Regions from separate parts of the Homo sapiens genome. Here region 2 is linked to region 1. Evidence: chromatin contacts called from ENCODE Hi-C or POLR2A ChIA-PET data. All regions are on one chromosome and are shown on one strand. The core of a region is the stretch at or near the end of the contact, and the rest is flanking DNA. Distances in the headings are between cores, read along the strand shown.

Region 1 (4,323 bases), core at 1,341-3,840:
AAAAAAAAAAAAAAAAATCTTCAGCAGAATGTGCTAAGGGCTCTAAAAGTAAATTCCAAAGAGAGACTTCAAAGATATTTTGAGCAATAGCAACATTATTGGAAGATATGTATAACCTCTCAAAGTGGACTCATACACAATTTGCACAAACTGCAATATAAATCCTTAAATAGCCGAAACATACTTGTAGGCAACAATTCCATTATGTTTTGGTCATCTTTACATTATTCCCCTGGCATAGTGCCTAGTACATAGTAGGGCATGCAGCAAATGTTTTCAAAATTAGATTTTCTATGGGAATAAAGTACAGAATTACCATTAGTCACAGAAGGGCCATTACTCACTAGACTTTTGTCCTAAGGAGAAAATGATGTCTCGTGTTTCCTCATTGTCAAAGGTGGGTTTTATTGCTTTAGGGGCTCTACCTCAAGACAGTAACTGACAGATCTATTTGGTTTTACTGCCTTCTACCTCTACTGGCAAGTAGAAAACTTATCCCTCTGAATGTTGTCTCTTAAAGAAATCTTTATTTTAAAACAACTAAAATGTAAATTGAAGGGATTTCAGAATCTATAAAGAAGCGCTGGCATCTACTACACTTTTAAAAACTGTGAGCAACTGGCCATCAAGACAAAAATTTAAAAATTATACAGGATCTACCTCCATAGAAAAGGTAATGGAATTCCCTTTGAGGATGTGCCTACTATGTATACTTAATACATAGTACCCGCAGTCTTCAGGAAATCCTACAAAAGAGGTATTATCATTCTCATTTCTACAGATAAAGAAACTTGAAGCTTTGAGAAGTTAAATACAGATGTATACGTTTACACATTCCTTAGAGGGCAGAGCTAAGGTTCAAATTTAGGTCTGTTAGAATCCAGGTCTGTCCTTCATCTCTCAACTGTGGAGTTTATTCCAGAAGTCTAAAGCAGAGGGCCCACTGGCCAGCCAAAGGGGGCCTAAAACAGTGATTTGATAAACATGAATGAATTGCCAAAGTTTAGAAATATGAGGTTTTGCATAAAACATGGATTTGTACCTCCATTATATCAAACCTACATCATTCGTGTCTTCATAGGCCCGGCAGTTAATGCTTTTGAGTCTGTGACCTTTGCTATTCCCTGCTGCCTCCCCAACACTTTCTTTTAAAGGAAAAACCAAACCTAATGCTCCACCAGTCCTGTCTTACCTGTATATCCCACAGGAATTTAGAATCATACCATTTTGATGAAGTAAGATACAATCACTGAGATCAAGTACACGACTTTATGGTGAATTTAAGGCCAAAGGGTCACGTGACTTGTTCATGGTCACAAGCTACAGGCCTCGATCCCATACGTCCTTATTCTTGTCTGCTCTGCTACTCAGATTCTCACTGGCAACCAAACATATATATGATTTAATGGCCTGTGAAGTAGGGTAACACCATTCTTCCACAATTCCCTTTGAAATGACTATCATGAGCTTGCATTTCTGATGAACATGCTGGAACTGCTAAGACTTCACATCTATTTTCTTTCATTTGCCAAAAGTCCCCTATAAATAAATCACTCAGCTTCCACATATCCTCTCCTTGGTCTCCCATTCCTGTTCTGCCAGGAGCTGCCAGCAGTAGCTGTGGTTGAATACTGAAGGGGAAAAGAAGCTACAAAGGAAGCCCCAGTGGAGCATCTTTGACTTCTAACCCATAGGCCAGGGGATCGGGAAGACGCATACCAGTGAGTGACTCATAGGTCACACATACCAGTGGGTGACTCAAGCCACTACCCTTTGGAGTAGACACAATTTTTATTTTCATTTCGGATGTTCGTCAGAGGAAATCAGTTTGAATCATTTTCAATTATGTAAATACTAAAGCATATTTCAACCACATAAGATGGTAAAATTTTCTCCTCCTTTCTCTCAAAGGTACTAAGTTTATCAAATTAAATGATAAAACTTCCTCTCCCAGACTAGGAAAATACACCAAAAAATAGCTTGCCAATTGAAAATTATTTTTAGAGGTGTTTGGAGTATATGCATTATCAAACATAGTTCCTATTTTAAAAAAAAAAGCAAAACACAACATTGTACTTATTCCAATGTTTCTATATGTGACTGAAGCCAGAAACTGTATTTGTCAAAATATCATTCTTTTGAGGAAAGTGATCAAATTAATAACGAGTTGTGCCTGAAGAGGTTTTGGAATCTCAAAGTAAGCAGGCTCTGTACTTTTCTAATTAATGAAGAACAGACAGCTCTTTATTAAGAAGAATCGACTTTTTATTTATACCAAAGTGGTGTTTCTTTGACATTTGTTTTTATTTCATTGCTGACCTACTTTCTTTCTGACAGTCTTGAATGAATATCTATTCTTATGTCCTTTAACCGTCTTGCAAGGTAGCCAGGCCAACTGGCTTTCCCCCTGGACAGTAAATCACTCTGGGACTCTGTGTTCTAATATCAACTCGGCCAGAGATTTGCCACGTGTGCTTTATCAGACTCTCCATCTCTTCTGCTTGACTTCAGACATCTGCAAAGCTGAAAAACAGCTCTGACACAGAACAAAGGGTTTTAAGGTGCTCTGAAAGCCCACAGAGGGCCAAACCATGACAGCTGTGGATTAGCACGTGCTCACTTCATTCTGCTGGTGCTTGGAGACTGCACAGTGGTTAGAAGAGGAAAGGCTCAGGGGTCAGACGGCCTGGGTTTAGAGCCCAGCTCTGCCATTTATTAACCGTGCAACCTTGGGCAACTCACTTAACCTCTCTGTGCTGCGGCCACCTCAGCTATAAAATGGGACATTGAGAGTTAAACATGATTAGATATTCAAAAGACTTAGTGCAGTGCCTGTCATACCATAAAACTTAGTAAATATCAGCAGTATTTATTATTTTTCCATTTTTGATGCCCTCACTGACATGCCCTGAGTGTGAGTAAAATTTTGTCATTCAGCTTGACTATATTTAGCGCCTCGATTCTTGAAGGAAACAACGTCAGAACCATTAGTATAATTTCCTAAGATCTAGTCAGACATCTCTAGGGCATAAATTGTTACGTGGGACCAGCCATGAAGTACCGCACTGCAGGTGTTTTGGAAAGTCGCACTAAATCTAAGCAGAGGATGTGAACCCCGTGCACCCTGCAGCAAGAGTTTGGCGAGGTGGCTTGCTACTCACTCTCTTCCCTGACTGATGTCTGGTTCTGACATCCAGAGCATGACACATGACAGATGACAGCGACACATCTGCACATGCCCACCAGCACACCCAGGTTTTACAAAAGCCAATGTCATTTTTTCAGTAAGTAAACAAAATAGTGGCACAAGGGATGTGCAGAATTTCACTTGTTCATTTGCTTTGACATTTTTAGGGAATTTCTTGTGATAGTCCTAAAAATATTTTACAAACACATGAAAAATGAAATTAGCCATTTTTCTCAGGCTTCGACTTCTAACAAAAAAGATTATCAAATATAAGCTTTTGAAGAACAAGCATAAATAAATGTTATTTTATGGCTTAAAGTTACAATTTATAGGCTTTTACTCTTTTCTGAATATGAAGAAAGTTGCCACACATTTTGCTTTTATCACTGCTTGCCTTTGATGAAATCTTTGTAATTGTTACAGTAACAACCATACCTTGCATCTTTCTCACATGCAAAAAACACAAATGCTACTCCACTTGATCTATCTTAATTTACTCATTGTTTAAAATTTATCCATAAACAAAATTAAAAATAAAAAAACTTAAAAATTATAAAATCAGAGGACTACTCCTGGGAGCCAGCATAAAATAAAACAAAAGAGCTCAGATTTTGGACACAGGCAGACCTGGATTTGTGGGTGAGAAACTTAGTCCCTTCTCTGCTTTGATTTCCTCATCTGTAAAATAATAATAATAATAATAATAATAATAATAATAATAATAATAATACCTATACCTGTAACTTGGAAGGCTGATGGTACCAGGACAGTCCCTGGGGGAAAATGTGGCCCAGCAAATGATTTCTTAAGAAATAGAAGGAAAGTAAAAAGGAAAGGAAAGAGGCAAAAAAGGAGGGAGTAGCAGTGACTCTCCCCAGGCTATACAAATTGGGTTATAACCCAGGCCTTCTGCCAAAATTCTGCCTCTCAAATAGAACACTTGACTGTTTTTATTATGTGAATTTTCCATACATAACAAAGTAGAGGAAAGTGTAAAGAACCCCCAAAAACCTATCACCAAGCTTCAACAATTATTATATTTTACCATTCTGATTTCACGTATTTCCCTATACACATACTTTTTTTCTTTTGAAGGAGTATTTTTTAAAGAGTCTTAGGCCTCATATTAATTCATT
Region 2 (4,323 bases), core at 749-3,248, 590 kb before region 1:
AAAGAATACAGAATTTTTAGTCCATTGACTAGTCTGTGTCTCACTGTCTCAATAACTATGTGTAACCTAAGGCAAGTTACCTAATATCATTAGGATCCAATTTCCTTATATCTGTAAGAACCCTTCCAGCCTACTAAGACTGTGTAAGAACTACTAGGAAATAATTTGATTGCCTCCTGATTAACTGTAAGTAGATTATATATTCAACAGATACACATTGAAAGCTTATAACTATAGAGTATACAAAAAAATAGATACAAAACACAAGTAAATTCAGGATATGGGGAGTTTCCATGCTTTTCTTCCAATTCCAGTATAAATTATTTTCAATTTTGTGAAATAATATTGAGTACGTAGTATTTGCAGCACATTGTTCTTGACCTGAGTAGCCAGACTACACTGCTGGAATAATTGGAACCACAGATGTCGCAATAGGACATGGGATGTGCTGGCTTCTGCTGTGGCTTCTCTCTTGGGGGGGCCACCAAGTATAATACTTTTCATGCAGTACATTTTACCTGAGCTCCCTAGCTCACCTGTGTGCTGACCCTGATTTTTCTTCTTTTTTTCCATATATATATACTCTTCCCTATTGCTCTTTCCTCTTAGAGTTAGAGCCTAGGTGATTTCTCCTACTCCGCTGAAGAAAGAACAGCAATCTAGTATAGTATTTATTTCTCTGTGCTTGTTTATTAATACACATTGCTAAGAGTTGCCTGTCTTTTTAAAGGCACACTTGCCTTATTTTGCATATAAATGGAGTATTAAATACCATCCTTCAACTTTAAACAAACCAAGTTTCATTTGAAGTCTTGTATGTAAAGATTCCATTGGAAGGGTAGATTTTAAAATAATATTTCAAACATGACTGCCACAGTTTTCTTTGCAACTTGAAGTTTTCATCAACATTTTGCAATTCTAGCAAATGGTTGTTTGCAGTGCAAAGGAACACCTGGGGTGTGTTTGTCTTAGTTACTCAAATTCATAAATGTTTGTCAGATTTTAGAACAAAGTTATGTCAGTGTGAGTATCAGTGTCTTGGATTAAAAGGTATTACCAAAGATGGCCTGAAAATGATGACCTTAAAGAGATTTCACATTCAGTGAGGTAAATTCTTCTAGTTCCCTCATAAGGTTTTTCATTTTCAGAATGCCAATAAAAGGTAGTTTTAAGAAAGCCACCCAACAGAGTTGTCCTTATTTACCTAAATTAATTGGGTAATTACATCTCAGAACTTTGAAAAAGATCAAGATTTAAGTACCATCTCTTTGGAATCTGTATCCAGAGCTTCTTAGGTAATACATATTGTCAATTATATTTCCATTTCTTGCTTATTTATGCTGTGCTCTTGTGTGTCTTTCTGTGAGTATGTGTACTTTAACAGATACTGACCCCCTGTAAAATGCCCAGTTTTGCCAGTTTTGACATTTATTAAAGTTTTGTTAGTAATATCTGAATACTTCCATTGTGTCAAAACATAAAGCAAATTCACAACATAAAGGCCAGAATCTATATGGCAAACATTCTGTGAAGAACAGGGTGACTTGGTCCAGTGGAGCTTTAGGAGACCATGAATTGCTTGAAATTTTATGCAACATTTTAACATGAGCATTTTATTTAAAAAAAAAATCCCTAATTTTCCTAGGATTTGGGACTTGATCACAAAGAAGATTAAGAACCAAGGATCTAGGGGCAGAAAGAAACTTTACTGTAACATTTGGAATTTGGTTCAGATTACTCATAGAAAAGTGCTATTATTTGTCATTACTGGGTAATACATTTTCATACGTTAAGTAAAATTCCTTTTAGTATATTTTTAGGAAATTAACAGTGTTCATATAAGTGATGCATCAGTGATGTTAGGATAATAGAAATAAGGCAATAAAGAAAAACTTTAGATCCATAAATGAGTACATTTGAATGCAGAGAGGACAGGTAAATTGCTTGAGCATATACCACTGGTTTAACAGCAAAAGTAGGCCTGAAGACAGACCTCACTTGTTGCTTGACTTCCTATTCGGTGTTCTTTCAGTTTCAATAATTGTAGTTTAGTTAAAAATGTCGTCTCATTTCAGTAAATTTCAGGGTGAAATGAATAAGAAATAAGTTTTTGTAGATCTTTTACCATGAGATGAATCAACTTCCTATGAAATAAGATGGCTCTAATTTTCCACCTCATGCAGCTATAGTATGTTTGTTAATGAAATGCTGTGTCATTCTTAACCTTTTACAGTTAGTATATAATAGCAGGTTATAATTACATTTGTCATAGTGATTGGATTTTCTTTGTAATCATATTTCTTCAAAATTTTAAAGTATTTATAATTTAAATTCTATCTGTCCATGAAATTATAATGTAGTAAAATCCAATCTACAGAAAGTTTAAGTATTAAAACAAATTATCAGCTGTTGTCATGTAAACATCATTTTATAAAACTTGCTTTTATAGAAAATAACTTCCAAAAGGAAATTAAAACCACAGGCCAGGTGTGGTGGCTTAACGCCTGTAATCCCAGCACTTTGGAAGGCCGAGGCGGATGGATCACGAGGTCAGGAGTTCAAGACCAGCCTGGCCAAGATGGTGAAACCCCATCTCTACTAAAAATACAAAATTTAGCCAGGTGTGGTGGTGCATGCCTGTAATCCTAGCTACTCAGGAGGCTGAGGCAGAGAATTTGCTTGAACCCAGGAGACAGAGGTTGCAGTAAGCTGAGATTAAGCCACTGTACTCCAGCCTGGGCGACAGAGCGAGACTCTGTCTCAGAAAATAAATAAATAAAAATGCAAAACTGATGTCAGCACAGGGTCACCATTTTATGTACGGTCATTTAAAAATCTACGAGTTAATTTGGAGGGATGTCTTATTGTAGTTACCAGTACATAAGGCAGTACTCACTTTTCTGTTTATTTCCTTTGGATGAGGATTTTGCATGAAACTATTCCTTGAAACGTTTTCAGGACCTTTTGTTGATGGAATATCTTCCAATAAGACACTTCTATTTCTTATCCTTGCCCTCTTTGGCTCTAGGACCTTTTTTTGATTTGTGTCTGACTCCCAACTCCAGTATTTATGGGGTTTTATTGGACTCTTAAGTAAATTGTCTTTTATTTTCCTGTTTCTGCCATCTCACATTTTCTGTATTTGATGTGTATGTATTTGTAGTTTCCTACTCTGATTCCATACTTTTATATATTTGGATAATATATCAGAAAATGGGTTAATCTAACCTTTGTGTTTGTATTGATTAAATCCTTATTATATGACTATATCTAATTTTAGAAGCTCCTTACCAAAGAGAAGGGCTATGGAAAATGAATTTATATGATTTATACTTGTTCCTGCCCCCAATCCCCTACCTAATACTTGTGCACATGCGCACACAGACACAGTCTATACACATTACACTATTTTGTCACCAGATTCAATTGATTCTTCCTTCCCCCCTCCGTTTATTCATTTCTTGCCTCTTAATTGATTTATTTACCTTCAGTTTCTTAAGCCAACAGATTCGCATTAGTTAATTGTGCCACCTTCAACAGCTAACCTGAAAAACAACCCTTTTGTATGGTATATAAAGTTTATTCCCTGCCATTCCTCCACAGATTTCACATCTTCCGGTGCTCTACATGTAATGCTTAGCTTGTTTTAAGAGCAGACCATGTGATGTTATACATATAATAACATTTTGTATGCTGTTCCTTCTACCTAGAATACCTTCTTTGTCCCCAGCACATTTTTTATTCTTAAATTTAATTTTAATTTTTTTTTAGAGACAAGGTCTCACTCTGTTGCCCAGGCTGGAATACATTGGCACAATCATAGCACTGCAGCCTCAAACCCCTAGACTCAAGTGATCCTCTTACCTCAGTCTCCCCAGTGGCTGGGACTAAGGGGCATGTCATGTCTGGCTAATTTTTAAATTTTTTTTTAGAGAAAGGATCTCACTATGTTGCCCAGGCTGGTCTCCAACACCAGGCCTCAAACACTTCCTTCTGCCACAGCCTCTTGAGTAGCTGGGATTTTAGGTGCAAGTTACTGTATCCAGCTGTGGACACTTTTTAAAAGGAAGGTTTCAGGCCAAGTGCAGTGGATTACAACTATAATCCTAGCACTTTAGGAGGCCAAAGCAGGTGGATTGCTTGAGGCCAGGAGTTTGAGACCAGCCTGGTCAACATAGCAAGACCCTATTGCTACAAAAAAATTGAAAAATTATCTGAGTGTGGTGGTGTGCACCTATAGTCCTGACAGCTACTTGGAATGCTGAGGAGAGAGGATCACTTGAGCCCAGGAGTTTGAAGTTGAAATGAGCTATGATCGTGCCA

Evidence for each region. Hi-C counts contacts between places; a loop is a spot of excess contacts on that map. ChIA-PET counts read pairs that join two places held with the same protein, here RNA polymerase II (POLR2A). Pooled maps may share reads with other maps.
Region 2: a pooled map shows a loop between it and region 1 (10-fold over the local background). The contact joins two enhancer-like sites. A Hi-C loop is called at or near these places in 7 of 50 pooled maps. POLR2A ChIA-PET finds 5 or more read pairs at or near these places in 2 of 52 experiments (OCI-LY7 and naive thymus-derived CD8-positive, alpha-beta T cell).

The regions. Positions count from the first base shown.
Region 1 is chr12:93,782,823-93,787,145 of GRCh38, reverse strand. All of the region lies in intron 2 of CRADD (CARD and death domain containing adaptor protein), which reads right to left. Among named protein-coding and RNA genes, the nearest start is that of CRADD-AS1, 47 kb to the right of the region's middle. RefSeq lists enhancers at 870-2,069, 2,082-2,581 and a silencer at 2,399-2,693. Within about 2 kb of position 2,590, at least 28 of the 41 ENCODE cell types and tissues checked have a DNase peak (open chromatin) inside an H3K27ac peak, as active enhancers do.
Region 2 is chr12:94,370,431-94,374,753 of GRCh38, reverse strand. The region is part of intron 8 of CEP83 (centrosomal protein 83); the gene reads left to right. Among named protein-coding and RNA genes, the nearest start is that of CEP83, 87 kb to the left of the region's middle. Within about 2 kb of position 1,998, at least 2 of the 41 ENCODE cell types and tissues checked have a DNase peak (open chromatin) inside an H3K27ac peak, as active enhancers do.